Linked DNA regions of Mus musculus: regions 1, 3 and 4 are each linked to region 2. Evidence: chromatin loops called from intact Hi-C (ENCODE). Cell type or tissue: left cerebral cortex. All regions are shown on one strand.

Evidence for each region. A loop is a pair of places that touch in the nucleus more often than their neighbours do. Peaks named below come from ENCODE experiments on the same cell type or tissue, not always from the same donor. Only the 100,000 strongest peaks of a DNase experiment are listed, where the experiment ranks them.
Region 1: a loop joins it to region 2, with 2.1 times the contacts of the local background. A loop is called at or near these places in 9 of 42 quality-filtered maps.
Region 3: it touches region 2 in a loop (9-fold over the local background); 12 of 42 quality-filtered maps call a loop at or near these places.
Region 4: a loop joins it to region 2, with 2.5 times the contacts of the local background. A loop is called at or near these places in 5 of 42 quality-filtered maps.

Annotation. Positions count from the first base shown.
Region 1 is chr16:90,457,813-90,465,812 of GRCm38, reverse strand. It overlaps Hunk (hormonally upregulated Neu-associated kinase), which reads right to left. Exons shown (of 11, transcript NM_015755.2): 5 at 1,545-1,672. Among named protein-coding and RNA genes, the nearest start is that of Gm35882, 47 kb to the left of the region's middle. In left cerebral cortex, no CTCF peak of the experiment used is centred here; no DNase peak of the experiment used is centred here.
Region 2 is chr16:90,383,361-90,391,360 of GRCm38, reverse strand. Hunk (hormonally upregulated Neu-associated kinase) reads right to left here and starts at 4,964. Exons shown (of 11, transcript NM_015755.2): 1 at 4,645-4,964. The coding sequence starts at 4,905. In left cerebral cortex, CTCF peaks have their summits at 2,676, 4,383 and 5,318; DNase peaks (open chromatin) are centred at 4,661, 5,118, 5,477, 6,242 and 6 more places; H3K4me3 peaks cover 4,731 bases; H3K27ac peaks cover 4,313 bases.
Region 3 is chr16:90,617,476-90,625,475 of GRCm38, reverse strand. All of the region lies in intron 1 of Gm36063 (a long non-coding RNA gene), which reads left to right. Among named protein-coding and RNA genes, the nearest start is that of Gm36063, 6.1 kb to the left of the region's middle. In left cerebral cortex, a CTCF peak has its summit at 3,380; DNase peaks (open chromatin) are centred at 1,310 and 3,239; H3K4me3 peaks cover 243 bases; H3K27ac peaks cover 3,126 bases.
Region 4 is chr16:90,492,173-90,500,172 of GRCm38, reverse strand. It overlaps Hunk (hormonally upregulated Neu-associated kinase), which reads right to left. Exons shown (of 11, transcript NM_015755.2): 10 at 6,580-6,760; 11 at 620-4,083. The coding sequence ends at 3,425. Among named protein-coding and RNA genes, the nearest start is that of Gm35882, 13 kb to the left of the region's middle. In left cerebral cortex, no CTCF peak of the experiment used is centred here; DNase peaks (open chromatin) are centred at 2,246, 4,424 and 4,788; H3K27ac peaks cover 1,924 bases.

The DNA.
Region 1 (8,000 bases), 74 kb before region 2:
GTGCATATGAGTGTATATGTATATATGTGTGTGTGTGTGTGTGTGTGTGTGTGTGTGCGTATGAGTGTATATGTATATATGTGTGTATGTGTATGAGTGTATATGTATATATGTGTGTGTGGGCAAATGTGTGCATATATATTTTTTTTTCTTTTCCCATAGATGTGTGTACTTTATAGAAGCTGAGGCTATATGTGGCTCATTCCCTCTCTTTCAGACACACACCTAGCATGTGCCTAGTTATCATGGACAGAGAGAATGGATATGAAATGATGAATAAATGGACGGTTGGCTGAACACTTCCTATAATACTTTGTAGCACTTTTCGACCCCGAGTGCCCAAATGCCTCAATGTGGTGATCCCTTCAATATGTTGTGCACTTTCTAACTCCATGAGGTCAGACTCCCATTGCAGAACTATTTGTTCTAGAAGTCAGTACAGTGGCTTCTCTTCCCAAGGACACAATGCCTTCCAAAGCTGTCAACCTCCAGAGATTACACGTCAGTGGCAAGGTCACAGTATAGCTCAATTAGATAATTATGCCCAAGAACTCATTTCAAGTTGGATCCATTGACAAGACTAAATCTCGGGCCAGTTCCCCAGATGCTTATAAACCCAAGGGAAAAATAAAATAGTGGCAAAATAAAATGCTCTGTTCTATCCATGTACCAGAAAGGGGGAAGTTAAATAATTATCCTTTCTTGGTCAAAGCCTCATTTCATTGAACCTAGATTCTTTCTAACAGAACAATTAAGTGACCCTCAGAGTGGAGCATAGACCAGGAACTTTTTTTTTTTTTTTTGGTTTTTCGAGACAAGGTTTCTCTGCATAGCCCTGGCTGTCCTGGAACTCACTCTGTAGACCAGACTGGCCCGAACTCAGAAATCCGCCTGCCTCTGCCTCCCGAGTGCTGGGATAAAAGGCGTGCACCACCACGCCCAGCTCAGACCAGGAACTTGATGTAAAGTGTGAACCAAAGAAAAGATCAGATCCTGTCCATTTACAGAGTCAAAACCCAATCTTTACTCAAGGCTCTTATTGCAACTTGAAGCTGCTAACGTTTGAGAGAACTTCTCAAACACGCGTATGATCGGTTGTTTTGAAGTAACCGAACCTACCTATACCTGAAAGCCTCAAGAGTTCACATAATAAAACAAATCACAGATCAAACACATGACTGAAACTACTATCCCCTTACAATAAACTGACTAACGGAAACGTAAGCATGCTTATAGCCCTCCTCACCAAGGCGGCACTCTAAAACAGCCGAGCCTGCAGCTAGTCCCCAAGCAAAGGGCACAAGGCCCTCCTGATGTGTGTGCTTTGTACCAAAGACAGAAGGAGGGGCCTGGAGCTTTCAAATTACAAGAAGAGCGAGCACACACACAGAGTGGTCTGGTTGCTTAGGGATGGGAAGCTCGGTGAACCCTGTTGTATCTACACAGGGAAGGAACTCACATCAAACCAACAGCCCTTCCAAAATGAGTTCAGACCATGCGAGGGCAGGCGACAGATCCTCAACCCACAGGAGCAGATGCATTACCTGTGGAGAGCTGGGTCGGCAGGGGATTCATTGCTTTGTCCACCATCTTCTGATACAGAGCCCTCAGGCTGAAAGGCTCCACAGTGAAAGGTAGGGTCCCCGTCAGCATGGCATACATGTTCACGCCTCTGGAAAGATAGACATCAAAGTGTGAGAGCAGAAGAGGCCCTGGATGCAGAAGGCACAGAGCACGCACACGGAGCCTCTGGCTAACCCATCTTTCCAGAACCCTCACATCATGTCCCAGTTGAGGTGTTGACATCGGAAAGGCTGGGGCGAGAACACTGGGAAGACGTTCTGAGGGGCTCGGAGATGAGTGAGCCCTGGAAGAGCTCCCTCCCGAGGAGGAGCCACACTCTCTTGTCTATGAATCCAAGCGGAGTGTCAGCTTTACAACCTAAACTCCTCCAAATTCTGAAACCTCTTGACCGGCAAAACGATGCCACAGGCAGAAGATTGCACCTCTGGCCTCATGGGGTACACAAAGGGGAATGCCATAAACTCACCTCGGGCTGTGTATGTAACACGTGGGAAACACCCACTTGGGTCCCATACCCAGGAGAGTCCACTACATACAGGCAAAGATTCCAAAGCCCAAACTAGTTCTTTGAGCAGGAGACAGTCACATTGTAATGGGAAGATGTCAACACCAAGAAATTCCAGACGAAGGGAAGTACTATACACCTTGAGAGAATCAGGAGAGACCTTGCTAGTCTGTAATCTTTCCAGATACAACACGCAAAGTGTGACTTTAGAGGCAGATGAAACACAGGGCCAGAACTACCAGTGCTGGGCTAATGACAGCTTCTGCTTACCATTCAGCCATTTGAGGCCAAAACCCCACACTCAAAGCCAGCCTTTTATCCATCTCTTGAACTTAGCTCCGGTTTGTCACTAAGGAAGGTCTTTCCCAATCTTATTTCTCCTTTGATTGTTTGTCCTAAGACTCGGCCACCAGGCCCTGGCCCAGTATCTGGGCTGTGGTTGAGTGGGCTTAACTGCTTATATCCAAAGCCAGCCAGAGGACAGTGAAGCCTTCTGGGAGGATTTTATTTCCTGGATGTATAAACCTACTATCATGTTGATGAGATTTCCTGATGGGGAAGAAATGTTTGCCTGCTTGCCTGCCTGCCAAGAGGTCTCCGCTGTTCAAAGGCACCGGGGCGGATGTGTTTTTAAAAACAGGCAACAGGATTTCCAGTCAAAACAGAGCCAATGAGACTGATTGAAATTAAGACCCTTGAGTGTAATTCCACAGAGGCGCCTCCGAATTATGCATTCCTTATAATGACAGGTACTGGAGCCCGCAGCACAGCACAGAGCGCTCTCGGGTTTCAGAAGTAAGCTGAAGCCCAGTTCTCTCTCTCTGAACTCAGAACAGAGTCAGGGAGGCAGGCACACACACACATTCATTCCACAGATTCTTGCTGGATGCCTCTCATTGACTGAGTACTGTCAGCCAGGCGAGGACGCTGCCATTTTTGGATGGTGAGTTGAAGAGAAACACGGAATGGGCAAACCCTCAAACAAATAAACACAACCCCTCTGAGCAAAGAGCACTGAGTCCAAGAGACTGCTGGGCTGCACTGCTTTTCCACGAGTGCCCAGGTAAGGAAAAGGGACTTTTAACCCAGGAAGCATCTCCAGTGAGTGTTTTCATGCAGGAGCGTAGACATCTTCAGTTGGCTGCACAAGGCCAGGTGAGAAATGGCATAAACCAAGGAACAGGAGCCAAGAACAGACAAGGCATATCATATGCGCAGCCAGTGACAGCAGTCACTCTGGGTGTGTGTTCAGAGAAATGCATTCATTCCTCGGGCGGCATCGAGGCGGCATCGCATGTAACAACAGGGACCAGCATGGTGAGCGGGAGACGGCAGCAAGAACATGCGGTATTGCTGCAAGTCCATACCAAGCAACAGATCTCATAGAGAAAGGAAGTGGGCAACAGAGGCACGCTGAGGAAGGAAGCGTGGAAGGGGAGGAAGGAGAGTTGTGTGGAGACCTTAAGAACCCACTGCTCTGGCTGGAGAGATGGCTCAGCAGGTAAGAGCACTGATTGCTCTTCCAAAGGTCCTGAGTTCAAAGCCCAGCAACCACATGGTGGCTCACAAACGTAATGAGGTCTGACCCCCTCTTCTGGTGTATCTGTTACAGTGTACTTACGTATAATAATAAATACATCTTTGGGCTGACCGGAGCGAGTGGAGGTCCTAAAAATTCAATCCCCAACAACCACATGAATGCTCACAACCATCTGTACAGCCACAGTGTACTCACATACATAAAATAAATAAATAAATCTTAAAAAAAGAAAAAAAAAAAAAAGAACCCGCTGCGCAGTGCTCCGTCTTTGATGTGTTTTAGATAGAGCCAAACACCTTGGTTTTGGGGGAGACTTCAATAGTAACAGAAAAGAAAACTAAGCCGTCTCAAAACTGTAAGATCTGTGTCCACAGAGAGGCCTTAGACACAGGCCTTAATGGGTGGGAAAACCTCTGGCCTCTTCCACAGTTACTGAAGGCCACTAAACAGTCATCTCCAAGATAAACTGCAACCCGGCAGCCTGCAGACAGCCTATCCCCCCTGCAGGGCTGAACGAGGACCGGTGGCCAAAGTGAAGTTCTGTGTATTTTGTGCAGTCCCTTCTGGAACAAGACGGGATACTCTCCCACAGTGAGAACTGAATTATTCACACTATCTAATGAGGAAGTGGGAAAAAACTGGACTTAGCTAACTGTGAGTGGTGCGCCTGTAAGAGTCCTGATCATCAAAGCAGCGTCACTTTCCAGAGCGCAGTCCTCACGCTACTGCACCGGCACCACCCAAACACTTAAAAACGCACATTCCTGGGACCAGCTCCAGACTTGAGAAGTCAGAGTCTCAGGGGCCAGGCCTGGTAGTATCTGGCTTAACAATCCCTCTGGGGTGGGAGGTGGGGGGCAGTGAGATGGCTCAGTAGGTCACAGTGCTTAGCAGACAAGCGCTGAAATGTGCGTCAAAGTTAAAGGAAAACTGTCACGTCCTCTGACCACCAGGTGCCCGCTGAGATGAAAATTATCTTCCTCTTCTTTTTCTAACTCTTTCTCTCTTACACACACACACACACACACACACACACACACACACACACACACAGCACATCACATACACACACACAGCACATCACACACACAGCACATCACACACACAGCACATCACATACACACACACACAGCACATCGCATACATACACACACACACACAGCACATCACACACACACAGCACATCGCATACATACACACACACACACAGCACATCACATACACACACACACAGCACATCGCATACACACACACACACAGCACATCACCTACACACACACACACAGCACATCGCATACACACACACACACACACAGCACATCGCATACACAAATCCACACATCAGCAACAATAATGATTATTTTTTTAAATCTCTCTGAATGTACTCAGTCTAGTTTAAAAGCCATTGGGAAGATAAAGCCTAAGTTGTGGGAAATCAAGTCATCATAGCAGGGCTGCAGGGCTCGCAGGACCCCTGCCTAGCCGGGAGGGGTGCACAGACTACAGACAGCCACCCAGGTCCTCTTCAGCACTGACCCCGTTGGGTTATGTTAACGTGTTTATTGGAATAAGCAGGGGCTCCTTAGTCTTGGTCATTTTAGCATGTAAATTACTTTGGGTATTTTAGTTGTACCAAGTCATAAATTTACTCCACCTAATTCTGGACTCATGCGCTCATAACACTTAAACAACAACAATAACAACAACAACAACAACAAAAACCTCCCCTAGGCCATTATGTGAAGACCTCAAGACTGCTCTTCCTCTCAGCGGGCAGCGGACAGCACTCAAGCCTGAAGACACTGCCCTGTCACCTTCCATGTTATGTCTTCTCTAGTGGGGACATGTGGCTTCTTTGCCACAGGCTGAATGCTCTGAATGCCTTCAGAAAGCCTACAGAAGTAGGGTACAGTGAGGTGAGGGGGGAAGGAACCAGCTGAAGGGGTTTGTTGAATGTATGAACCAAGAATAACAACTCGAAAACCTTTGCAAAACTTTCTTCTAGGATATCTGAAGATACCAAATCACTTGGCTTCAAAGAATAAAAGAAAAAAAAGAAAGAAAGAAAAAAAAAACCCTCCATAAGTCACTGCTTAATACACTGGTCTCTGCCTCTCTCCGTTATCTACTTTAGACCACAGATTAAGATGAAAGCTACTGTGTTTAAGATGGCACCAGGGAACTCCAGCCAGCAAGGACGAACTTGACTGCCTTGCCCAAAGTCTTCCAGTTCTGATACAGTGCTCAATTAAAAACTCACACACCCGCCCTTACAGATGACTTCTCTCTCTTCATCCCAAGGTCATTTATTCTTAAAACATAGATAATCTGAGGGCCAAATAGCTGAACCCACGGGGGTGCTGTGTCTGGTGTAAACCAGGCACCAAATAATCTCTGTTGTTTCATTAAAAATAAATAAATAATGAAACTTTTTTAATAAAACAAAACAACAACAAAAACTACAGTTACAACTTGGCCCTATTGTAATGGATAACAGAAACCCACATTAATAGTCAGATTGCCCTGGGAGATTTTAAAAGAGAAACCAGATTGGACATCTTAATTCCTCTCCCCTAGAGCTTTCATCCGTGTTTAATATGTGGATAAAGAGAGACTCAGCCCCTCTGACATTTCACAAGTATGCAAGAATACCAAGGGAGACTTGTGGAATGCGGTTTATAAACCTCTGTAATCCCATAGAACCAGGCGGAGTTTCAAAACATGCTCAGAATTTCCTGAAAAGCCTTTTGAAATATGGCCCAGGGGTTTCCTGGGTTCTATGTGGCAGACAACGGATCTCTATGAGTCCAGGATAGCTAGCTTTGAAGAAAGCCAGCAATTACATGGTGGGGGGGGGGGGGGGAGGGAGCCACAAGGCAATAGTGCTAATGTTTTCAAAACCAAGAGGAAGTAGAGAGAGCCCTGGCAGGTTGAGAAAACCCTATGGGATAGCGGAAATTGTGTAATACTCTGGTGTCAAAAGAGAAGGACTGGAAGGACTGGTGACAGCAAGGAGCAGCCGGAAGGAGGAAAGTCCCCTTGGAGAATAGCCTGGGATCTTTGGTCCTGAGTCAGAAGGCAATCGCTGGTCCTGATAGTCAGTTCAACACATTAAAATAATCTCTAGAGAAAACTTCCTCTGAGAGGAAAGACTCGGAGCCAGCACTCCCTGGAGACGTTGCCAGAAACTTTACCTAGAACAAAGCAAGTGTCGACTCTGCAGAATAGGTCAAAAGTGAGGTCCCAAGTGCTGGGGCCATGCTGCCAGGAACCTTGACAACCACGTGCTCACACAGAGAACAGCTGAGGGACTGCCGCGTGGGCACCTTGGTTCCATACCGGTCTACCAGGAAGGAGTGACCTTCATGATTTTAAAATTAACCCCGTGCCAGCAAGTTCTGTCCTTCTTTCTCTCTGCATCAGTGTTCAGTACGACTCCCACTTTAGGGTCCTCAAAGGAGACTCGGAAGAGTTCATCCATCTTAAAAGCATCCTTCTTCCCAACCCTCTTCCATTAAACTGGAAGAAAACGCTTTCCGGTGTATCTCAAGGACTTTGTTCCTTTTTGCTTTCATGCCCTATTTAATAAATGTGCTAGCTACAAAGGTGTTGGGGCGGGAGGGGGGGTGTAAATACCCGGGGAAATGACTTGTATTTTATTAACTTAAGCCCCAAAGCTGAAGAAAGCTCCATTTTTGAGACAAAGTTTCACTGTGTAGCCCAGGATAACTTCAAATGTATCACCCTCCGCCCCAGCATCCTGCATCCCGAGCTAAGAGGCAGGTACCACCCAGCAGGCGCTGATTTTCTCTTTTAAAAGTAGAAGTACCTCAGTTTCCCCAGATGAATACAGATGTCCTCCTGCCCCTTTCCCCACCATCTTTTATCATGAACAGAGAAAACCCTTCTGTGTGTGACCCCTGCCTGCAGGGAATGGCATCTGGTATCATTTCTGTAAATGCAGAGCCTAGGACCTGGCTCAAAGTTTGTCACTCTCTTCCTGAGCACTCTTTTCTGTAGAGAGATGAGAGCGAGTTGCCTCTTACCCAACTTATCCACTCAAAGGCTCAGGGAAAGGCAGGGCCCCTCTCCTGTGAAGGAAGGGGCAGGAAGCTCAAGAAGGCCCATGGACTATGCATAAGTACATGAGACAGCTAATTTTCACAGCCACAGTGACCAACTGAGAACCCTGCCCCCTCCCATTCTCGGGGACAAGACTCCTGATGTCTTCCCCCCCCCCCCCTTAGAGGCTCACTGAGTTTTTCCAACAAGCATCATAATATTCTCAAAGTTAAGTTATACTCGATCAAAAAGTTCATCTGGTGCCAGGTGGTGGTGGTGCACACCTTTAATGCCAGTGCTCGGGAGGCA
Region 2 (8,000 bases):
ATATAACAATAACTAAGACAATCTCTATCACTAGATAAACCAGGCATGGCATGGTGGCAGATACCCATAATCCTGTACTGTAGAGGTAGAGAAAGGAGGGCCAGGCAAGCAGCTCAAGGTCACTTTTCCCAATGAATAGTTGAGAGGGACAACAAACTTCAGCCCAAATGCTAATTTATACCCAGGCCATCAACCCAACAGGCCCATGTGGCTAGCGCTCTCTACGCCTCCTGGGAAGATAATCGCCGCTCTGGTTGATGCTACATCCCTAGAATAGCCAGAGACATGCAGACATGGATGGGCCCACAGACCTGAGTCAGATTAGTAAGTAGAGCGGGACACCTGCAGAGAAAATGCAAGGTGCGCTCCTCCTCGTGGGCGCCGCTCCTCCTCAGCGAGCACCGGGCACCAGTCTGCTTAGGGATGCTGACTCACGCCATCCTTTGAAGTCCTTTGGCCCTGTGTCAACGAGCACTGGGGAAGAAGCCCTACGTGCCAATTTCCAGCGTTCCCCAAGTACTTCAAAAAGATGAGGCGAGGCAGGAAGTTCAAAAGAGTGTGCCCACAACCTCACCACCTGTAATCCAGGAAATTATAGGCACTGCCTTGCACGCGGGACCCACAGGGCAGGTGCCTCTGAAAACTGCCTCCTTCCTCCCAAGGAGCCCCTGCTGAAGGTTAATGGGAACTTCCAGTTCTCCACGTGTGCCCTGTACCTCAGAACCGTCGCTCCTGAAATTTCTCTCTCTCTCTCTCTCTCTCTTAAAAAGAAATACAGGATTTTAGCACCTGTTTGTTTCAGAAATACATGCTAAAAACAGATCTGCCAAAAGGCCACCTCTAAAATTAGTCATATTTCCTGCTCCGCAAAAAAAACGTAGTAAAGGGTAATTTTAGTAACTTCTTCACTCCAGGTATCTGGTGCCGCTGCACTCCGTGAGTGATGACTTGCAACTTACTAAGCAGGCAGTCCTTGTTTTCGCCCCAAAATAGCTCTACTGACACGTATAAAGGGGCTTTTTAAATAAAAGTCAAAGGTTAGACTGAGTTCCTGGAGTCCCTTCACTGACTTTCATGTACCCACCTTGGCCTCTGCATCCCAGGTGAAGGTGCCAGTGCTCATGGCTCTACTGAATGCTCCAGTTGGCCTTCCAAGCCCACTGTGCCCGAGGTGGTCTTAGACCTTCCCCACTGCGCTTCTTCACCGTGTTCATAAATATTTTTAATATTATTACACTTACTGATGGAGGGCACACGCGGAAGTGCACTTGTGGAAGTCTCAAGATTACAGGAGGACATGCAGGAGTTGGTGGTTTTCTTCTTCTACCCCAAGAGTACCAGGGATGAAAGTACTTGGGTCATCAGGCCGGCACCCACCTTTAACCACCGAGCCATTTCAGTTAGATGTCACTCAAGTTTTAAAATGTGATGGTAACTTCTCATGGGCCTAACACAGGTCCTTCTTCCCTAACGAGAACCACTTTGAGACAAAAAACAGAGGCTCTCCAGTCTGTAAACGCTGCTAGCCCATACTCCTGCCCAGCAACTGTTCTCTATGTCAAAGCCACGGGGAATTACATGTTCAGAATCTAACCGAATGATGTCTCCTGGTCCAAACATCACTCCAGCCATGACTGAGAACATCGTAATTAAGAACCTCACATGATTGAGTGAATATTTATTTTTATAAAGCCAGATGGGCAGAGATAGTTTTTGCTTAAAAGCTAAAGGGAAGCAAAACTTAGGTCTCAGCCCTAAGCCATCCCTTTGTGTTCAGCAGTAAGGGGGCCATCGAGATTTGGATGGCTTCCAAGCAAACGGCTTCACGGTGGCAACAGGAGCCTCTGGGTGAGACAGGACTGAGTCCAAAAGGAAAGCGGGTAAAGCAACGTGCTTGTCTTCTGGACTCAGCCGGGAATTCCTAGCAAACCCAGGAGGATTTTTATCCAAAGCGTTCTGGAAATGTGCACCTTACCAAACACACCACCAACCACCCACACTGCCTCGGACGCCTTCAACGAGCAAGAGTCTAGATTTAACCACAAATCAACCAAAATAAAATGCATGCTTTGATAAGAGTGGCTCTGGAACAGACGGAATGTGAGATGGTGCCCTCGTCTTCCCTTCATCCTCTGTTCCACAAACGCATTCCTCAAGATGAGCTACTCCGGGTCCTTCTGCCCAGGTGGCTCAGGGAGGACTTAGTTCCCACCACAGGATTCATCCCTTCCTCCTAAAAGAGAAAATCTGCACCCACTAAAAAGGAGAAGAAAAGGAAGCCTTTAACTAAACCTACGCACCCTAAGAAAGTTGTGATAGGCGGGGAGGCTGGGAGCCTGGAAGCAAGCTTTCACAGAATCTGCCTTTCCTGAAGTGAAGCCCCTTGGCCTGCAGTTTAGTTTGCAAATAGCTTGAGGTAGCCTCCGCTTTTCCTCTAGCTTTGCTTAATAAAGCAAAACCCAAAAGAAAGGAGGGCCTGGGACTCAGAAACTCACCAAATGTTCTCCCTCTCCCCCTAGCCCTCTCCCCTCCCCCTCTCCTTCTCATCTCTATAATCAGCTAAAACCCACATCTATTAGTTAAGCATTAAAGGTGTAGGGTTAGGGAGATAAAAGCTATGAATAGCACCACTGTTTCTTTAAAGCTCACCGTTGAAGGAGCTAATATCCAGGTCCCTCCCTGATACTCTGTTGTCCCCAGAGAAAGGTCCCTCCTGGTTAAAGAAAAGCATTGCAGGAATGACCAAGGTTTGCATCCCTGGCCTCTGCATTGACAACTATGGTCTTTAACTAGATCTGATCAACTGGTCCAGGGGGAAAAAACCTTATATTCAACAATCCTCCTCTCAATGCAAAGATGAATTGAGCCATCATAAAGACAGGAGGAAATGAGACCCTTCATCTAGACCCCAGTTGGGCAGAAACCTCCCTGTATTTATTCCTGCTAGGCAGGAGCTAACACAGGAGTCCAGAACTGAATCAGGGCTGAACCCTGAATACCCCAGGCAGTGCAGCCAAGGACAAAAGTATTATCCCATGGGGCAAAACTGCCCTAGTGAGGAGCTGAGGTCCAGCCCAACATGGCAAAAAGCTCTAAGAAGTTCTGATCTCTTTAGAGAGGTGATGTGCATAGCCAGACTAAATCCTCTAGATTTTGAGAGCAAAGTCCTTCGCCTCTCCCTGCCAGAACAGAAATGAGCTCCCTGAAATCAGTCTGCATCACTGATGTGTGTCCGGCAGACAGCCCACTGCGCACCAAAAAGTAAATAAATATTCCCTTACTCCACTGAGAACAACTAGGACGGGTCTAAAGAGTTTCTCCTTTGAAGAGCTAATGTGAGTTCATACTGAATGCTGGGTTTTTTTTGTTTGTTTGTTTTTTGTTTTTGTTTTTGTTTTTTTGTTTTTTGTGGGTGTTTTTTTTTTTTTTTTTTTTTTTTTTGCTTGGAAATTCGGGCAAGAGACACTTGAAAATGACTGCTCGGTCTAACCCTGCTTACCCAGTATAAAGGGGCACCCCACTTGGAATGGCTACAGAAAAAGAAGATAAAGTCAAAGGGTGATGGAACCCAGTGCTCAAATGTAGGGGTTTCCAGGACAACAGAAACCAAGAGGAAATCAAAGGTATCCAGAGGCTAGAAAATGACTAGTGTGGTGGCCCTGGCCTGTCACCAGACTTCTCACAGTTCATCACTGTCACAAACCCCTAGGCTGGGCAAGGAAACCCAGAGCAGCAGGCCCGAGGGCTTGGCCCTTGGGCTATTTGCTGCTAGGACCGGCTGAGTTCCCCTCCTCCGCCCGCGCGGACAACCCCCAGCCTGGGTGATTAGAGTATTGGGTCCCTACAAAGATACCAGTTTGGCAGCCCAGAGCAATTCCCTGCCTGAGGCCACCCAGCCTCAAAAGTAAGTCAGCTTCTTGGGTTTCTTTTCACAAATCTAAGTTAACACCTGAGATCTGCCCGCACCCGGCCTGGCAAGAGTTCACTCTCTCACTTCTAATTAGGTCGAAGTAGAGTCCCTCCGGGTGTGGGGGAGGGGCCCCTTTCCTTTACTGTCTTCTAGAAAGATGAAAAGGTATCTGCAAACTTCTAGAGTCCAGGGCCTGTGTAGTTCTGCACCTGCCAAAAGCAGGATCGTTACTCCAACAGTTGCCCCAGCCCACACGGGGGGAGAGGGGAGCTTACAGGGCCCCAACTCCCCTCCACGTCCTCGCCTGAGCCCAGGAGGGATGAAACTCTAAGCAACCTCAGACTGGCTGCCTTGCTCTCCCGCCGCCGCACATTCCACAGGCAAAGCTGAACCCCAGCCTGGATCTAGTTCCCGCCTCTGCACTGATCCATGCCCCTACCGCAGGACCCTCCACCGCCACCTCTCCCCTCCCTTCCCTGGCGTCCGCCAGGCGGCACCCTTCCAAAACAAAACAGAAAGACGGTGCGGGGTAGCTTCGCGGGTACATCTATCTGCCCGGGTACCCCACCCCACGAACGTGAGCCCATCACCACCATCATCCATCAGTAGGTGCCCGGTGGCCCACTAGGAGAGCCTGAGCGTGCGTCTAGCCACACTGGGTTGGAGAGCCAGGCTGAGTGCTCGCGGGACAGTGCTCCCGGGTCCTCCCGCCAGGCCCGCGCACCCCAGCTCACCTTTTCTCCCGTCAGCACGTGCAGCCCCTCGCGCACCTTGGCGAAGGAGCCCTCTCCCAGCTTCCTGCTGCCGATGAGGTAGTTGCCCACGCGCTTGTGGTGCTGGAAGTCCCGGAGCCGCTCGCGGGACACGCCGCTCACCCAGGCGGGCAGGAAACTTCCCTCGCAGGCCGCCGCCGGCCTGGTCGTGTCCTCCGCGCCTCCATCGCCCCCCGGTGCCGCCGGCTCGCCCAAGAGCCCGTCCCCCGCCGCTGCCGGCATCGCGCTCGCTCGGCTCCCGCGCTCGCAGCCGCTCCTCCTCCGGCTCCCGGGGCTGCCCTGGCTCCTCCTGCCGCCGCCCTGGACCCGGCCCCGCCCGGCCCGGGTCTCTGTGCTCACGCCCCCCGCGCCTCTGTGCTAGCGCCGCGCGCAGACAATAGCTGGCGACCGGGCGACCGGGGACCCGCCCCCGAGAAGTTCGTCCTCCGAGGATCGATCGCCCAGATCGCGCCCGCGGTCCCGTCTGGTGCCCCGATCGGCTGTGAGAGGGAACAGCGGCTGCTGGTCCGAGAGGGGCACAGTCCGGTGGCGGAGTCCCCCAAGCCCGGGCGCCGCCGCCCTCTGGCCCGCCGGGTCCTCAGCGGTGCTCCCCGGGGCCGCTCCCGCCGGAGAGGAGCGCGCGGCGGGCTGCAGGCGCCCTCTGGAAGGCAGCAGAAGAAAGCCCCATTCAGTTTGAATTTGCAGAAATTTAATCCGCTCGCGGGCGGCGGGGACAGAAGCGAGCTCCACTCCGCAGCTTGAGCACTTTCAAATCCCTCGTAGCCCCTCCTTCCTTCCCCGCGCGCAACAGCCGAACTCGACCCTCGCTGGAGAGGGGAGGGGAAGGGAGCGGCGGAGTGGGCGGCGAAGCCACCTGAGCGCCAGACAGGGGGACCCCGCGCGGCCGCGTAGACGCGCGCTCCTGGGCTGCCCAAGACCTGCTGCCTCCCGGGGTGCGGATCGCGCAGGTTCTGAGCTTGAGCTTTCTGGCCCTTTCGAGAGTGAATGTCCTCACCAACAGCACCCACCATAGGCAGGGGAAAGAGAAAGAGAAGCTTTGGACTGTAGCAGAGTTGGATACCCAACCCAGAACCTGGCACACAGTAGGGACTATGGAAGATGGGTGGGTGGGTACCTAGCAGGCTATGTGTCGGGGCTCGCACACATACTCGATTGCTGTTGTCCGTGGAGAAGCAGCCGCCACAGCTAACAGTAGTGGCGGCAGCGTAGGAACCAGGGCGTTTGCTGCTTGTGCGCGTTCGTTTGCCCCCTCTCTGCTTTCCTTAGAGATGATGTATTGCAGGGTGAGCCGGACCGGACCGGACCGGAGCCTCACTGCTCCTGAATGCTTTTATTCTGCGGGCTCTGTGAGTGCACTGATTTCACCTAAACAATAAACATAAACAGCCTGAGACACCTACCCATTATTCTCCAGGATCCCCAATATATTCCTGAAGCGAAATGAGAGACACACACACACAAAAAGGATGCGGAGAGGGCTTTCCAAAATGCGACCTGTTGAGGTGCCCGCGTCTAATGCAAATTTAACCTCTGATCACACATCATCTGAGCTCAAAGGGAGGATTCGGTCCTAACAAAGTTCATTTCATTGTTTACCCCGCAGTAAACAGTTATGACATCATCGATCCACATTTATGCTCTGAGGTGGGGGAGGGGACACAGCTGTCACCCATCCAGTCTTGGGGCGGGGAAGATCCCTTTCCTGGCCTATCTAGAAAGTAACCCCCAAAATGACCGTTTTTCAAGTTCAGGCATCTGTTGGTTTGAACCACGCATAAGCTGTGAGTCTCCACCCTTGCTATTATGACCGAGTCTAGTCTTGTCTTGGGTTGGGGTCTCATTGCTCTGGATTTCCTACGTTAAAGACAAGCTTTCCACTGCTTTCTTGCTGTACTTGAGGGACGCCTTAGCTCCTACAGTTTCTGCAGGGCTCATCCAAACATTTTCACGTTTCTAATTCAGTAATTGAATTTTTTAAAGGCAGGAAGTGGGGAGAGGGAGAAGATGCTAGGTTCAAAGTGTGGGGAGAATAAAGCCCATTTTGGGGGTGAAGCCCATTTCCTTCAGGAAAGGATTTAAAGTTTCCCAATATTGCATTAATTAAATTTTAGGAAATTAGCTCTTTGTGAAAATTTAGAGATTCATTTGTTGCAATTTAAGGCAAATCCCAGAGAGTACTCATCGTTTAAGGGGGAGGAGGGGGAGGGTGGGGGGAAGGCAGGGGACGGTGCTTCATAAGTAGTGGAAGTCACTTATGATAAAATAGTGACTTTCTTTCCTCTTAATGTTTTGATTATACCCTCCCAGGGTAGAGGTCAGGAAATGGGTGAAGAAGAGAGAAAACACAGGCCCCTTAAATCTTCAAGCCTCCTGCTATCTGGGTCTGGTCCAAGCACACTGCTGATTCTATTGGCTGGGATGGATGCCAAAGGGAAAGAGAAGTTCAAATCCTACCCCTGCCTGAGCTTAGTAACTGGTTTTTGAATTACAGTTTCTACTGTCTAAAGTGGCCTTGCTCAATAAGGCCAGAGCTTCATTTCATAAGACGAATAAGCACACGAGATACTGGATCACTCTCCCAGGAGGAATTCTAGAAGTACAGGGCAGAGGACCAGTCACCTGCCATTGAAGAGCCTCTACTAACCCCCAACCCACCCCCTGCAAGCTTGTAGGGTTCCTCTAGGCGTTACAGGTTATCTGTCTTTGGAATAGAGAGATGGCTCAATGGTTAAGAGCATACACAGCTCTTCCAGAGGACCAGAGTTCAATTCCCAGAATTTATATTAATTTGCTTGCAATGGCCTGTAACTCCAGGCTCAGGGGATCAAAGGCTCTTTTCTAGTCTCCAAAGGCACCTGCACTCAGATGCACATCACATCACATCAGAGAGAGAGAGAGAGAGAGAGAGAGAGAGAGAGAGAGAGAGAGAGTTTCCAACTGCTGCTTCTGGGTGGTTTTCACCCAACATATGTGTTCCATTAGAAGAAGTCCTTCCCAACCAACGAGCTGCCATAGATGATGGACCCTCGGTTCTTCTCAGGGCATTCCACTCAGCTTCGCATCTGCCTTCTATCCTCCATGTTGCTTACTGGCTGTCTTTCTTTTTAGACTCAGTGGACAGGGGCTGTGCCTGTTTGGTTTGCATTTTGCCCTTTCGGTACCCAGCATAGTGTCTGAGCTGCAGACCTGTCTAAAGAGTATTTGTTGACTGAGTGCAAAAAGGCAATCAGTTCCAGAGTGTCCAGTGACAGTTTCTTGCTTGAGGACAGCAAGACCCCCATCTGCCCTCAGTTTGATGTTACAAATGACTTTCTAAA
Region 3 (8,000 bases), 230 kb before region 2:
TGAACTGGCTCTGAAAACACCCTCACAGACATCCACAGGTTTGTCTCCATCGAGCTGACAAGACTAGCTGTTACACATGCCAAACCTAACAATGATCCCCGGGGGAAGATTAAGGTGACTTTGATTGCTGCCTTCTTTGCATGTTGCATTGTCTACTACTGCTGTTACTGGTGCTGTTGCAGTTGATAATGATGGCGATTATTATTATTATCACCACCACCACCACCACCACCACCACCACCACCACCACCACCAACAACAACAACAACAACAACACCATAACCACAGCAGCAGCAACAGCAACAGCAGCAGCAGCAACAGCAGCAGCAGCATCAATCATCAAGTACTATGAGCAATTGCTAAGAATCTAATGTTGTGGTATGGGGAGAGTGAGCCTCTGAAAATGAGGCTGGATGACAGTAAACTTAGTCCCTGCCTCTCCCTAGAGAGCGTCCACAGTCATCAAGGTTGACTCTCCAAGCGCATCTCTTCCCAACTGTACTTCCCAAATCCATCGTAGTTGGATGGGCTGCAGTGGGCCTTACCCACGGGCATCATGTGTTTTCATCTGGCAGAGAAGAGATGTTCCTGACTGATGCCTGGTATTTCCCAGGCCTCCTAAAAGAGTGGCAAATTACAGACACTGGGATCCAACCAAAAGTGCATCTCAACTGAACAGTATCCCCCCACCCCCTTTCCACCATTGTGGGGGACCAGGAAGGAGGTCAATATGCTGTATCCCCCATCCTGAGCTCAGAGTAACTGAGTAGAATACTAAGGACCATGTAGATGGAACCCCCAGCTCTTTTATTTTGACGAACTTGTCCATGGTTACGTCACCCTCTTAGCCGAGTGGCCCTGCTGATACTGCAGCTCTGAAGGAAGCTCGCTCCCAGACCTGTGACTGACTGCACTAAAGAGCTTTTGGCCTCACCATGACTTCAGTGTGGTGCGGCTCTCTACACGCAGGCAGAACCCAGAGAAGAATGGCCTGAGTTCTCCAGCAGAGCACACCCATCAGCCCTAATGGGCCCCTTGGGAAGCATAAAGGAGGGAGACGCCAGAAGCATTATTCTAAAGTAAGGGTCAACACACTGCTCCCAAGAGCTACATCTGGCACGCTGCCGGCTTTTGTAAATTAAGTTTTCCTGGAACGCAGCCACACGTGTTCATTTATGTGTCGTCTAAGGCCGGGTTTGTGTTCCAAAGACACAGTTAGGTAGTAACAGTGGAGACTCTGTAGCCTGGGAAGCCAAAAATGTGTTCATTTATCCCTTTCCAGAAAACGAGTCTTGGCTCTTTCACTACAGGGTGCCCATCATCCAGGAAGTCCAGAAGAGGGGCGGAGACTCCCCGATGTCGTCATCCCTGTTACGCATGCTTGCTAGCTGTCCGCTCTCTGCTGCTGAGTTTCCTTTGCCAGACGTTTAAGCTCCAAAGTCCACCTCCCAGCCTTTCCTCCTCTCCGAAACTTCTCTCAGTTGCCTCGAAGACTGTCACAGTCTAAGTCTTATCTTGAAACTTAATTGATTGGCTCAACCCAGGACATTTTTGGGATGGTTTGGATACAGTTCCAGTGTGTTTCCCAAAGGAGGTTGTGTGCCTGTGTGTGGAGGGTTGGGATGGAGTACAGTTTAACTCCTAGTCACATGGAACAGAATCCAGATAGGATAAGAATGATTAGATGCCCGGAGGCCTGCAGGCCAGGAATACAAGCAGAGCCTCATCAGCATCTTGTACCTCACCTGCTGGCGGCTGCTGGCTCTCCTTGGCATTTGTGGCTACTTCCCTCCCATCCCCCCTTTCCTCTTGCTTTGTACTAAATCTCCTTAATTAAATGTCTTAAATGGATACCATGCTGGTGTTTAGGGCTCACCTAGATGCTCTAGAATAACCCCTATCATCTCAGATGCCTTAGTTTAGTAAAGCCTAGTTTTCCAAACATGGTCTGTTTCACGGCTTCTGGGAATTAGGTTATGTGCACATTTCTCTCTCTCTCTCTCTCTCTCTCTCTCTCTCTCTCTCTCTCTCTCTCTCTGTGTGTGTGTGTGTGTGTGTGTGTGTGTGTACTGTGGAACTTACTATGAGAACCCAGTCCTGGACTTGACTAATAGGAGAGGAGGTCTGGTTTGTGTGAGGATTTTTGTAAAGCTGTAGAAAGATTTGGGGGGGGGGGGGTGGTGGAAATGTCCAGGGGGAGGAACATCACTGTCCCCTTGGTATCTAAACCTCCTCTGCCCAGAAACCAAGTCCATTTCCACTGGCACAGGACATGGGCATGGCTACTTTTCTCATCGCTGTGACAAAAAAAACCAACAAAAAGAGTTTAAGGAAGGGGAGGTTTGAGGGCTGAAATCTGTCCTTGCAAGAGGAGGTGCTGGCATGGCAGGAGCCAAAGACAGGTGGTCACAGTGCATTCCACTGTGTTAGACTCAGGTGTTACCTAGGCGACGCCAGTCAACCTGACCATTAGGATTGCCTGACAACAGTCTGTTCCTACAGACTGTCGAAGCTTTTGCCTGAGAGTCGGGGAGAGGAACTGAACAAGGATTCATATTTAATTGCATAATTCAGACCCCGGAGCTGTATCTCCGCCTCATTTTCTCCAATTAAGTATGAAGAGAATGTGAGGGACCACGGCCACCCCCCAAGGGAGCAACTGGAATGTGTTTCTTGTGAACTTCCTGTGTCTCAGGACAAGTGTTGGTTTCAGCATCTTTGTCTTGAAGTAAGGAGGCTTCTTGCAAATGCCATCTTACCTCAAGACTGTAAACACTTCAACTGCCTTTCAAATACAGCCAGAGACCCACCCAGCTCCAACCTCTGGGTCCCATTCTCTGTGACCGTGCCTCTCAGATGGAGTACCCTGTACCAGGGGCTGTCAGCTATTTTAAACGATGCTTAGAAATCAGTTTCTTTGTGGCAAGGACCACAGAAACATCTTTATAAGGCACAGATTTCTCAGCATCCCATTGGCACAAAAACACGGGGGCCCGGCTAGAAAAGAGTGCTGCTGTGTTTTTAGAATCTGGGTTCTTTTATTCTTAGGTAATGGGGCTCATTCAGTTTCTATAAATCCTACTTGCCCTTCTGTGGTCTGATTTCAAAGGAGCGTCCCGTGCCTCCAAGCAGCCTTTCCAAAATGCCAAGGCCTACGGCTGCTCTATTTAGGTGGCAGAACTGATATGAGTTTCTGTTTTGGGCAGAGGGTGAAATAAGGAACTTTCTTTTGAGTGGGCCGTTCTCAGGACGCAGCTTGGCAACATGGCCGACTCCCCGCACATGTGCCCAGCATATGTTGGTCTTTCGTCTAAATACTGAGCATGAATCACTCTGGCTCTGCTCAGTGGGGATTGTCAGAGCGTGCTGTTCCGCCAGCAGGGAAAGCAGCATTTGATTTTCTGGGAGTGAGGTGATGGGCACTTTTTTTTTTTCCTCAGTAAAATATGAACAGTGAACACTGTCAGTCCCCACTGTGAGGACTTAGGGAAAACAGAGCCAAATGACCGTTGGATGACGTCCCCTCAGTGGGGAGCTTCTAGATAGCTTTTCTGCAGGCTGCAGGCTGCAGCATGCAGGCAACCTCTGGAGAGAAGGAGGTCCTGGACAAAGCCCCAACTTGCCAGGAATTCCCGAGGCAACAGGAAAATGCTGAATTGTGAAAAGTCTGGAGTGAGCTGGCCCACATCTCCTGTTTGGCTCTGATGAAGTGAGCCACTCCCAGCTCCCCAGAGGCACAGTCCTCCAGTAAATGGGGTTCTGGTAGTTCACCTGTGACATCTGGTCCCTTACAATCGCCAAGGGCCTGTATCCCTTTGGAGATTACACTTTGAGAGCTTCAAGAATTTTCTAGTGGTTGGAGCAACTCTGGGCAAGGTGGACCAACTTGAACTTACTGCTGGAAGATTTTTCTTTGGGGACCCTCCATGTTTGATATTGGAACCCTTCAGTCCCTTGGGGATATTAGGTTCTTTGAGGTCTCCATGGAAACTCAAAAGGTCAAATATTTCTAACATGCTCTAGTAGCCTGAGCATATTTTTTTGGAAGGTAGAAATCCTGAGCACTGGAGAAGAAAAATCAAAAGTGATCCAGTCTGAAGGGATCTTATGAACAGAAAGCCAGAGGCCTCTGATGGATGTGTGACCCATCCACCCAACCACATGCACACGCTTACGGTTTATCGAGCCCCAAGATCAGATGGCTGACAAGGAAGGTGTGGAGAAGGGGGAGGAGGGAGAAAGGAGAAGGGACAGAGACTGGAAGATGTCCTGGTTTCCAATGACACCTTCCTCTTCTATGTTCAAGTTCTGACAGTGGAAGGGCTTATGGGGCAGTAACTTGGCAACTGAAAGAATGCTGACCCAGTGAGAATGAGAGCGAGAGAAAGAGAGAGAGAAAGAGAGAGAGAGAGAGAGAGAGAGAGAGAGGAGAGGAAAGAGGAGAGAGATCGCACTCGAGAGAGACAGGCAGAGAGAGCGATAGACAGAGAGTGAGAGACAGAAAAGAGAAGAGAGAGGAGCAAGAGAGAGAGCAAGAGTGAGATAGTACTTGAGAGAAACAGAGGAAGAGTCGGAGAGAGAGGCGAGCACAGAGGAGATGCAGAGGGAGGTGCCTCGTCACTCTGTTCCACAGAGGCTTGGGGTGCTGCTCAGGGAGAGATTACCCAGAAGCTCACACTGCTGTCCCAGGGCATCTTGTACTCATGGGAATTTTGTAGCCAGCCGGGACCCGTTCTCTCTGGCGACCCTTCTTGTCCATCCTTATTCCTACTCATCATCACTAGCACCTGGGCTCATGGAAGCATCAACAGAGATGCAGAGCATTTAAAGAGAGGCATGAGCTGAGCCCAGGGTCCCTGTCTTAGGGTTTCCATTGCTGTGAAGAGACACCATGACCAAGGCAACTCTTATAAGGACAACATTTAATTGGGGCTGGCTTATAGGTCAGAGGGAACCTGTCCATTATCATCCTTTATCATCAAAGTGGGAACATGGCAGCATCCAGGCAGGCATGGCGCTGGGGGAGCTGAGAGCTCTACATCTTCATCTGACTGCAGTCAGAAGACTGGTATCCTCAGGCAGCTAGGAGGAAGCGCTCAAAACCCACACCCACAGTGACACACTTCCTCCAACAAGGCCACACCTCCCAATAGTGCCACTCCCTGGACCAAACATATTCAAACCCCCACAGTGCCAGAGGCCAGTGTGGGAGGCGAAGCCTCTCCACCTGAGAGGTCAGTGATAGCGTTCTTCTTAGGCAGGTCAATCCTGTGATTCTTCCACATTCCAGAGTCTCTGTCCGAGCTCCTTTCTCTGTGGTCACTTTGTCCCTTCCAGCTCTGTCTGACCATGGCCACATCCCTCGGGCTCCTGGGGAATTTTCTAGAACATGGCAGGCACATTGCCAAAGTCTACTTGTCTCTCCAAGCACAGACCAGAGAGTCTCTTGTCGATGGCTTTTCTGTTTCTGTCCAAGACAAAGCTAGAACTCACAATAAGGCCCGAGGCTAGGCATAAAAAGGCCTGGGAAAGTCCCTCTCTGCTGTGGGTTAGGCTGCCATGGGAGAGGTTTCTAGATTTGCCCCTTCTCAGTTCCAGGTCAGCTAGGGCGACAGACGTTCCAGCTGGGAATATGAGGTGACACGAGAATCTAATTTCAAAGGGCATCCCAGCAGCCCCCTGCCAGTGTTTACACAAGATTCCCATAAAGATGTCCATGTTTGCTGCAGACAGGAAGTAGTCCATTCTCTTTATGGACCAGAAATCAACCATCCAAACAGACAGGAAACAGCTGTGTGCCCCAAGTGTGTGCCGTCTCTCCCACTCCATTTCTGTCATAGGAATACTGCACAACGGTCTAGTCTCATCCACTTTTAAACAAATGTCTACTCTGCTCCGTGTTTGCGTAGCCTCACTAAGGTCTGAATGCCTTGGTCTGCCTCATCACAGAAACGAGTCTTTTCTTTCTGGAAGACTCTAGAATATTCCTTCTCTTGAGGCAACCCAGTATGTTCAAGCCCAGACCAGAACTCAGTTTAGGCAGGGGTCTTAGTTCAGTTTTGTTAGCAAGGTCTTTTTAGGAACCCCAGTTTTCTTGTCTATATAGTGGCCAAAACTAACTCTATGGCAGCTCCCCTTGTGACCCTGGGCTGCTCATATAACCTCTCTGGGCCTTAGTTTCCTTTTCTTTCCTGTGAAATTGGATCAACAATGATGCCTCCGTTCAGTTGCTAATATTGGCCGAGTTACACTGTACTGTGTGTTGGCCACCCCATGCCGCCTTTTGTGAGGGTTCACACGGATGCTGCTGGGATACTGTACAACATGGATGATATGTCAGTGATTCTTACCCACAAATAAACTCCAGGAGCCTCTTCAGGATGGAGCTGTTCTAATTTCTGCCCTTCTCTGAGCCGTGCATGCCTGTGCGGGAGATTGGTCTGTGCTGCGAGTTTTCCCGTGTGGATGTCTTGGCATTCTGACTAACTGTTGAGCTAAAATAATAGACAACAGCACCAATCAACTCCAAGTATAAGGAGACTCGGTGTGGCATAAGTCTTTGATGCTCAAGAAGTATCTCCAGCCGGGCGTGGTGGCGCACGCCTTTAATCCCAGCATTCAGGAGGCAGAGGCAGGCGGATTTCTGAGTTCGAGGCCAGCCAGGTCTACAAAGTGAGTTCCAGGACAGCCAGGGCTACACAGAAAAACCCTGTCTCAAAAAACCAAAAAAAAAAAAAAAAAAAAAAAACTCCAAGTCTATTTCTGGAAACCAGGCTGGACTTGTGACTTCCTTTAAGTAACTGGAAGGGGTAAAGTGATGTCACGTCATCAGATTCTCTAAGCTGGGACACCACCTTCTGTCCAAGGAGGAGGCTGTCACCTACTGGAAGATGACAGGCGTGCGGGGGGTGACCCAAGGAGCCCTGGTACCAACTGCCCATTATGGTGAAGGCCCTCACTGAGTTCTAAGCAACACGTGGAATCCATGCTCCTACCAAACCTAGCCAGTACTATAACATGCAAGTGACTTAGGTGTTGTTACTGCGGTGGCTCTCAGCCTTCCTAACACTGCGACCCTTTAATACAGTGCCTCAAGCTGTGGTGACCCCTAACCACAAGACTATTTTTGTTGCTACTTTGTAACTGTTATATTTTTACTGTTCTGAATTGTAATACAAATGTCTGTGTTTTCTGATGGTGACCCCTGTGAAAGGGTTGCTTAACCCCCAAAGGGGTCTTGATAGGTAAGGAGCCACTGCATTAGAGGACCCCCTTTAGGAAAAAGTATTCAGCATGAGACACAAGCCTCAGGTCATCTAAAGGGAATGTTGGGTGCCAAGGCTCAGGACAAGATACAAATTTTGGTACCAGAACATTTAATTCAAATGTCTTAGCCATTCTGTGTTACTGCGACAGAATACCTGAAACTGTGTGATGTATGAAGAGATTTATTGACTTAGTTATTCCTTGACAGGGTTTCATTATGCAGCCTTGACTGGTCTCAAGTACACCACTGCCCTGCTTCATCTTAGTACTGGGTGGCCTGTCTAGCTATGCCCGACTCACAGAGTCATTTTTTTATAATTGTAGAGGCCAGGAAGCTGAACGTCAAAGGGCTAACCTCTAGCAAAGGGCTTTCTTGTTGTGTTATGCCCTGGCGACAGGCAGAAGGGTAGAGGGGTCAGTGAGAACAAGAGAGGACCGTATTGTTTTGACAAGTGTACTCTTGTGATGACGACGACAACAGCGACGATAATCCATTGTGAGGGTTCATGATCTAACCATCTCTTAAAGGTCCCACCAACCCACACTGTACAGTGCAGACTAAATGTCTACCACACTGAAACAGTAGAAACCAAAGTCCACCATTTGTACCAGCAAGGTTCTCAGGCTTGTGGGGTAAATGCTTTATTGAGACATCTCCCTAGGACCTGGGGACTTTTTTGGGGGGGGGTGCATCGACTCTGCTTCTAACACTGGTTGAAAGAGGTCACAGGGCC
Region 4 (8,000 bases), 110 kb before region 2:
GGATCACAGAGTCTCAGGTTCCTTCCTGCTCTGAAATCTTGTGATTCTTCAAATAAAACATCACATTACAAACTGCTCCTGCATCTCTAACTGCACTTTGAGTCTGAATAGTGGGAACAGGGGCCCTGCCGTGCAACCTGCTGAGCCTGGAGTCCCTATGGAAAAGGGACACAAGTTGTTAAGGACGGTGGCGTGGCGGCACCTATAGAAAAACATTGTGAGCAGGTGACTGGTGTCACACCCAGAAAATCCAAACGGCGAATCTACTTCTGCCCCAACAGATATCCACCCCTTCCCCTGATCCAGGACCTAAAATAATGACTGACTCCAGAAGCAAGATTCATGGATATCCATCTGTCTCTGGTTCAACTTGGGAAATCCTGACCTTTGAATGTGAACAGTACATTGGGGAGCCATGTTGAGCTTCCACTCAGCGCATAGCCACATAACCCTTTGTAAACACCCCCCACCCCCACCCCGGGGATGAGATTAACCAGGGGCTCCTGTGGTTGAAAATGCTCCCAAGTCCTCATTTGTGTCTGTGCCAAGAGGTTTAAGTACCCTGCGCCTTACTTAGACTCAATGTTTTAAGAACCATCAATAAACAAAGCAGCAGCCATTGTGAGGAAAAAGTGTATTTCACAGCCATTATAAAAGTACATATATTCAATAGTGGTGACATAAATATAGTCCTTACTCATGACCAAATCGTATGACTAAAATAGACTCTTCCTCCTGGACTTCACATGATGACAGATCGGCCGTTCCCATCAGTAGCCACAGGCTGACTAGAATCACAGGCAAAGACTCATTCATGAAGGACAGACAGTCATGGGTCAAACAGACAATACACTCTGCACTTAACAAAAGGATAGCCACATTTTCCGTATAAATATAATAAAACAATAAAGAATTTAACATTTCTTCTTTCACGCGGTTTCCTAGACTCGTCTGTCAGGTGTTTATGTGCGCCCCAGAACACAGCTTGTCTCCCTCCTGTTCTCATTTGCCTCTCAATGGGTCCACTGCCTACTGAGGACTCAGGTGGGTAACCTGAGTTCAGAGTCCAAGGTACCAGTAGCAACGCAGGCAAACTAGTTGTACATCTGACGCTGTTCTCGAAGCATTTGAAGGATGGGAGACTCTTTCTCCACAGGCTCGCACCAACACAGGCACACATACATACGAGAAAAGCAAACAGTCAGAAAAAGACATAAAGGGCTAGGAGAAAGGGGGCGGGCACAGTACACAGGTACACATCCTACCAGCTTTGCAGAGCCAGATGCCTGCAGCTGGCAGTTATCTTTTAAAAGGACTCTTCACCCGTCAAAGCTCAAACACGTCACATCAAATACGGAGAGCGTCTGTGGATGGCTCTCCTCTTCTCTCTGCTTAAAGAGTTCTATTTTCAGTGTCAAGTCCTGGGAGCTGAACGGAAGCCATGCTGAATGAAGAACACCATCAGCTCTGGGAGAAAAGCCTGGCCTCCTCCTGTAATGGGTCCTCGGGAGGGAGTCAGTCCCTCCCTAAAGTTTAAGTAGTCCAGGTCTTACCAAATTCAGCCAGGACTAGAGCAGCTTTCTTCCAGGGTCAGCCAAATCCGTGTTCTCTTCTAGTTCAGTCAGAGCTCTGAGAGGCCAAAGGAAGCCGCCCGCCACCAGTAAATGAGAGGCAGTTGTACTGTGTCTCAGCCCTCACTGGCAAAGGCCGGCTTTGTGACGTCACAGAAATTTGCCCACTTTAGAATCGATGGACCAAGATGATGAACCTGGCTTCCTGGCTACAGCTCTGGTCTCTGACCCCATCTGAAATAGTCAAAGGCCAGAAGATTCTGAGCTGTTCCATAACTTCTAAACTAACTGTGGTCCAGCCCGTGCCAAGTCTTCCCCTCCTGACAACAGTGCCCTTTGTCCTCTGCTAAGTACCAGGGCCCACGATGCACACAGAGACAGTCCTCCATCCAGCGCCAGCCGGACAGGATCAGACAACACCAGGTTCCACAAGAGACACACAGAGTGGCACAGTCACAAAACCGGAAATGCATCTTTGGTTCAATCCTGGAGGGGAAGGTGCAGATTACAGCATGGACTGAAAGCCTGTTTGGGGGGCACTGTTTCCTTTGGGGACGAACCGTCTTGTGAGCGTGTTCCCAGGGGGCGGCAAGCCTGCTCCTAGCTCCCAGCAGAACAGCTAAGTTCTAACCACGGCAGAACAGCATGACACAGCGAATTCCCTGCTTCTTGCTGTCTCAACTCTGCTTTAAGAATCCTTTCTCTCTCTCCAGAGCCATCTGGAGCTAAGTTCTATGCCTTCTGCTGTTGCCACGGTATAAACACAGGATGGCTAGGCTACTATCCCTTAGGCAGGCAGGCCACTGTGGTCCTCCTGTTGCCACCCAAGCCAGCCTTTCGGCCATCTGAGCTGCAGCCTCTCAGAAAAACAAAAACACGTGAATTTGGTAAAACTACTTTTCATCTGGCCAACTAGTTTTTGTTTTTGAATTGCTATTTTGAGCCAGACACGGATATATACTTGTAATCTCAGCACTTTGGAGACTGAGGCAGGAGGATCATGAGTTTGAAGCCAGCTTGGGCTACTTAATGAGACCCTGTCTTTAAAAAAAAAAAAAAATTTAATTAATGACTTCATATAAAGAAAGATCTCTTTGGACAAGTTCGTTCAATCCTCAGCAAATTTCAACCCAAAAAGAAAAGGTCAGGGGAAAAAGAAAGAGAGGAAAGAAAAACCTGTCAAAACGTTGCACAGGAATGAGCGTTTAATGAGTCTTCGTCTTCCTCCTGGGTTCTCTCTGCTGGGTTCCATCTCTGTCTGAGGCGCCATCCCATCTTCCTCCCGGTCCAGCACTGTGACTCAGCACTCTGTGGGGACTCACTGTTAGGGAAAGGGGGGTTGCTTCCCTCTGTAGAGGGATCCCTAGGTTGGGTGAACGTCCTTACCAGCGAGTGGCACGTCCGCGTGAGACTGTAACTGACCACTGACGGTCAGTTACAGAACTGTGAGAGACACACAGAGCGGAGGGGAGGGACAACCTGGTACCAGTCTGGAAATCTGATTGGCCCAGCAGATGGAGGTGTGGTTTTTAGCTCTGAGCCCACTGGGGGGATCCTGGAGAGGGCTCAGTGATTGGTGATATAGCAAAGAAAATCTCAGGCTGGAAGGTGTGATTCCCACAGTTCGCCCCCTCCCCCTCCCCCTAGTCGCAGCGTCTCAGAGGGTCCCTAAGTAAGTGTGTGGACTTTGAGTCTGTGGACTTCAGCTGATACAAGCGTGGGACTTTGTGTGGCAGGTATAAAAGAATAAAGGATGCTCCCGTGAGGTTGTTCACCCATGCCCTGGTGCCTGCCTGTGTGGAGCCCTGTTCCGTGGCTGTCCTCACAGAGACCCAGAATCTTGCCATCCCAGGTTAACACTGGCCCTTGACACCGTCGGCCATGTCAAAGGAGAGGCTGGAGGGGGCTGTGGGCTGCAGAGGGGACATGCTGGCGTCCAGGGACCTCTCTGAGGAAGGCTGCAGGCTCTGGTGCCGCTTCCTCAGCATCTGTCCGATGCCCATCATGGGGAACCGTCCCCTGCTCTTCACACAGTTGGGGCTCCCCAGAGGCTGCAGGAGGCCATTACTGGGAACGGGAGGCGGTGAACACACACCCTCCTCTTTCGGGGGGCTGTTCTTTTCTTCGTGGGCAAAAGAGACCAGCGTGGAATGCAGTGGAGTTTGGAGAGGTGAGGTACTTCCGGACAGCAGCCCCTGGGAGAGTGTCCTCTCACTAGAATTCCTACGAGCCAGGCTCACAGGCGAGCTCAGGATCCTATAATGGTGAGAAGGGGACAGCAGTTCTATGTGGTCCTCTCGATCCACAGACTCAAAGGAGCGTACCATATCCAGCAGCAGGGGCTCTTCCTTGGGGAGGATGCTGGCACTTCCCGGCCCTGGTTGGTGTGGCTCTAGTTTCTTTACAATCCTTGGTGTCCTGGGAGGTGGGACAGGGATGAATTCCATGGAAGAAGAAGCCACACAATTGGAATCAGAGGTTTTTCGGAAAAGATTGCGGCAGACGAAGGAATCTACATACCAAGGAAACAAGACCATGAAAAATAGGTTCAGAAAGAGCACACACAGCCATTGTGTTCATGCCCTCCCAACCACCACCCCCCACCCCCAGCCACCACCCCCAGCCACCAGCTTAACTGAGACAAGCAAACTAATGCAAGCAGGAGGAAGCAAACACCCTAGTCTAGTTAGAGGAAGAATCAGCCAGAACATCTGAGGCCCCACAGAACCCCACAAGTCTTTCTAGGGTATAGGAGGCACCAGGCTAACCCAATTCAACAGCCACTCTATTTTGGTAACTGAAAATCCCAGAGGCTTTTGAACAGAGGTTTGCTGCTCAACAGAACATCCACTAAAAGCTAAAACGTCCACAGAGTCTGGCTTACTGAACACCCACATATCTGATCTTCCTTCCAACTGCTAACTATGGAAAGACTTGGGTCCTCTCAGATACTTTCTTACAAGTTTGCCATGGTAAAAAAAAAAAAAAAAAAAAAAAAAAATATATATATATATATATATATATATATATATATATATATATATGTAACAGAAAGTTTACCAGCTCAATTTCTTTCACTCAACAGTTTGGCAAAGACACACAGCTATTTTATCCTGCAGAAATAATGCTGCCATTGAAGACTCATCCATTCTGTCTTGTTTCCCTACACTCTGACAACCCCATTCCACCTGCAGCTCCCTGAACTTGGCCATTGCAGGAACACACATAGTCTCATAGGATAGCTGAACTTTGAAGACTGGCTCTTTCCCCTTAGCGCAAAACCTTCCAGGATCATCCAGGCTGTAGGTGCCCCTCCTTTTTTCAAGCCTCCCTTGTGGCTTTAAAATCAAGGCAGCCTCGGCAACTTCAAACAGAACTGTGAGGCAAAGGCAACTAGCCAGCGGCCAGACTTCCCATCTCGAGTTGGCATTGACCAGCATCTGGGTTTGTAAACTGTCCCAGGAAAGAGAGGGCAACCCCCCGTCCCCCCCGTCCCCCCCCCTCCCCCCGCCCAGAGGCTCGACCCTTGGGGGAAAGAGCACCAAGCTGATAAAGAATCAGCTCCATCCACCTCAGGGTCTTTTCACTGAGTAACGTTTTAAAGCCCAGCTGCAGGAGCAAGCTGCTGCCCAGTGCGAGTGGCTTCAGGAGCAGCCAAGGGCTCGGAGAATCTTCCTTCCCCACGTAAATAAATACTCAGACACGGAAATAAATCTCCTCAGGCAGCAGATGCCTGGTACGTGACAGCAGGAAGATGTAGGATTTCATTAATGGCTAATCTTGTCAGTGATCCGGCTGGTGCACAAGCATGGCTTCCCTTCCTAGTGCTATGTTCTGTGCACCAAGACCGGCCGGGCTCTGGGAAATGGAGGGCTAGGAGCTGCCACCCCAGAGTCCCACTAAGCAGAGCAACAAGTCTGAGTTGACCTCAGATGACCACTCCCCTCCCTGAGCCTCAAAGTCTGTGCTTTGACCTCTATAAATAAATAATAAAACCTCAGCAACCCACCTATATAAAGAGAACACTCTTGTCTCAAGATTCCATGTTAGGACACCCCCAGTCTCCCTCCCAGTGAGGGGGGGGGATTTCTCTCACGAATCTCAAACCTGTGCCATCCAGGGATGATCACACGTATCAGTTATCAACAATGGAATAGATTCTGAATTGGACACAGTGAGTTTATTTATAGTAGCTCTAACAGCCAGTGGCTATTACAACTAAGGGACTCAAAGGAAGACCTCTGGCCCACAACCAACCAGCAGAACTGGGACTTGAACTTGGCTCGGGGAATCCCACCACCACTCCAGAACCCAGACACAGTCACACTTGAATGTCTCATGGGGCCATGTTTCCAATAAGTCTACATCCCAGCACCCGATTTTGCCTCCACCTCCTGCTCTCATCAATCTATCCCATTGGTTCATGCAATCTCAGGTACTCATCCTAGCCCAGAATGTGGTGTGTGCCAGTCTCTGAGGCTGCACATCTCCCTCTATTCTTACACCCCAACCTTCTGTGATACCTTATGCCCTGGCCTCCAGTCCCACAATGCCATGCATGCAGACTTCTGCCCCTACATGCTCTGGACCTGCAGACTCTCATACCACAACTATCTATCTGATGACAGTCCCTATAGTACCATGTACCCCAGCCTCGGCTCCTACAACACTAATTTCTGGTCTGATTTCTGCCTCTACAGTTCTTTATATCTCAAGTCTTCTTCCACAGTCCCGAGCACCCTGATGACCCGCTGCCATATCTCTGTGTCTGCTCCTTTTACACCGTGTACCTGCAGTGCTATGCACCCCATCTCTGTTTTCATCATACTGCGCACACCCATCTCTGTCTTCTCCAACCCTGCACAGGTGATCCACCCCGCTGCTTGGTCTGAGTCCCTTGGCCTTGGATGTACCGATGGGCCCTTTCCAGCGGCACAGTCGCCTCTGTTCTGAGCCCACACAGCCACCCGCACACAGTGAGCTGAGCAGGACAATGGAGTTGACCTACCTTTGTCGGGGAAGCCTGACTTGGAGGCCTTCCTGTCTTTGAGCAGGGCTTTGGTACTCTGGAGCTGTGTGATCAGCGAGGGCGATGGCTGTTTGTGAGAAGGCAGATTCTTGTCCAACTTCTTGGAAAACGGACGGTGGAGAAAATCACCTCTTTTTTCTTGTTCTTTGGGCTTTTTATCCTTCGAAACAAAGCGAACACACCTAGTCAGACACCCACAAGAATACACTCGAGGCTTCATCTCTGAAAAAGTCACCCGAAGAGATGAGAGGAACTCATCTTTTAAATGTTGTATGCTTACCCGTGTGTGGACTGAGGAGAAGTCTGAGGTCTAGCCAGTGCTCCAGAGAGCCAACTCCCTCTGCCTGGGAGCAAGTGAACCTCTCTCTAGCTCACTTACACTGCACTGTGTCAATATGTTCCAGAGTGGCCAAGGCCACGCTATGTGATCAAGTATTCTGGAAAAATCTGAAGGAACTAAGGAGCAAAAAAGCCAGAGTTTTAAAGACCTACTGTGTGCTTTGAAGTATTGCCATGGTTAAGCATGGTCGTGCAGACCTATGATTTCGTTATTCTGAGGCTGAGCAAGGAGGATTTCAAGTTCAAGGCCAGCCTGACCTACATAGTGAGACCTGGCTGGGGTTAATCGTAACCTTCAACTTGATTGGATTGAGCAACGTGTAGGGGCTTTACAGAGCCTGCTCCTGGGGGTGTCTATGAGGGCAAATCCTGATCTTATCTATGTATCAGTTGATGGTCTCAAAACTGGAAAGGATGGTTAGGGAAGAGGTGAAATTTAGGGAGGCAGGGCTTGGTTGAGAGAAAGGCCACTGAGTGTGTGTTATTTGCAGTTATATTTTGCTTTGGCCTCTTTCCTAATATCTATTTGCTTCCATCCGCTATGATATGACCAGCTCTGCTCTGCCCTGACCCCTATGGTCTGAAAACTCTGAAATCAGAAGCAAAATAATTTATCCTATAAGTTGTTTTTTCATATGGATAGCACAACAGTGAAAAATTCCAAATAAACCATGTCTCAAAATACTAAATCCATCCCTCCATCCTTCCATCAATCCGTCCATCCATCCATCCATACATGCATACATACATATATACATACATATACATCACCAAGTGGTACCCTGAGATGCTAACTGCATCAGAGACTTGGCAAACACAGAGATGGCTGCTTTCATTTAACAGGAGACCCAGCATGTTTAGTCTAAACACTAAAGAGCCAGAGAAGTCCTGGTGAGTTCCTAACCCTCACTATAGTCTAAGCATGGGAGCACTTATGTACAGACCTAAAACCCGCCTGGATATTGCCATTTTTTTGAGCTGTAGATTTTATCTCTACAGAACCAGATCCTAATCCCTCTAATGGGAGTGGACTCGACTGTTTGATTTGCCTTCAGCCCCAC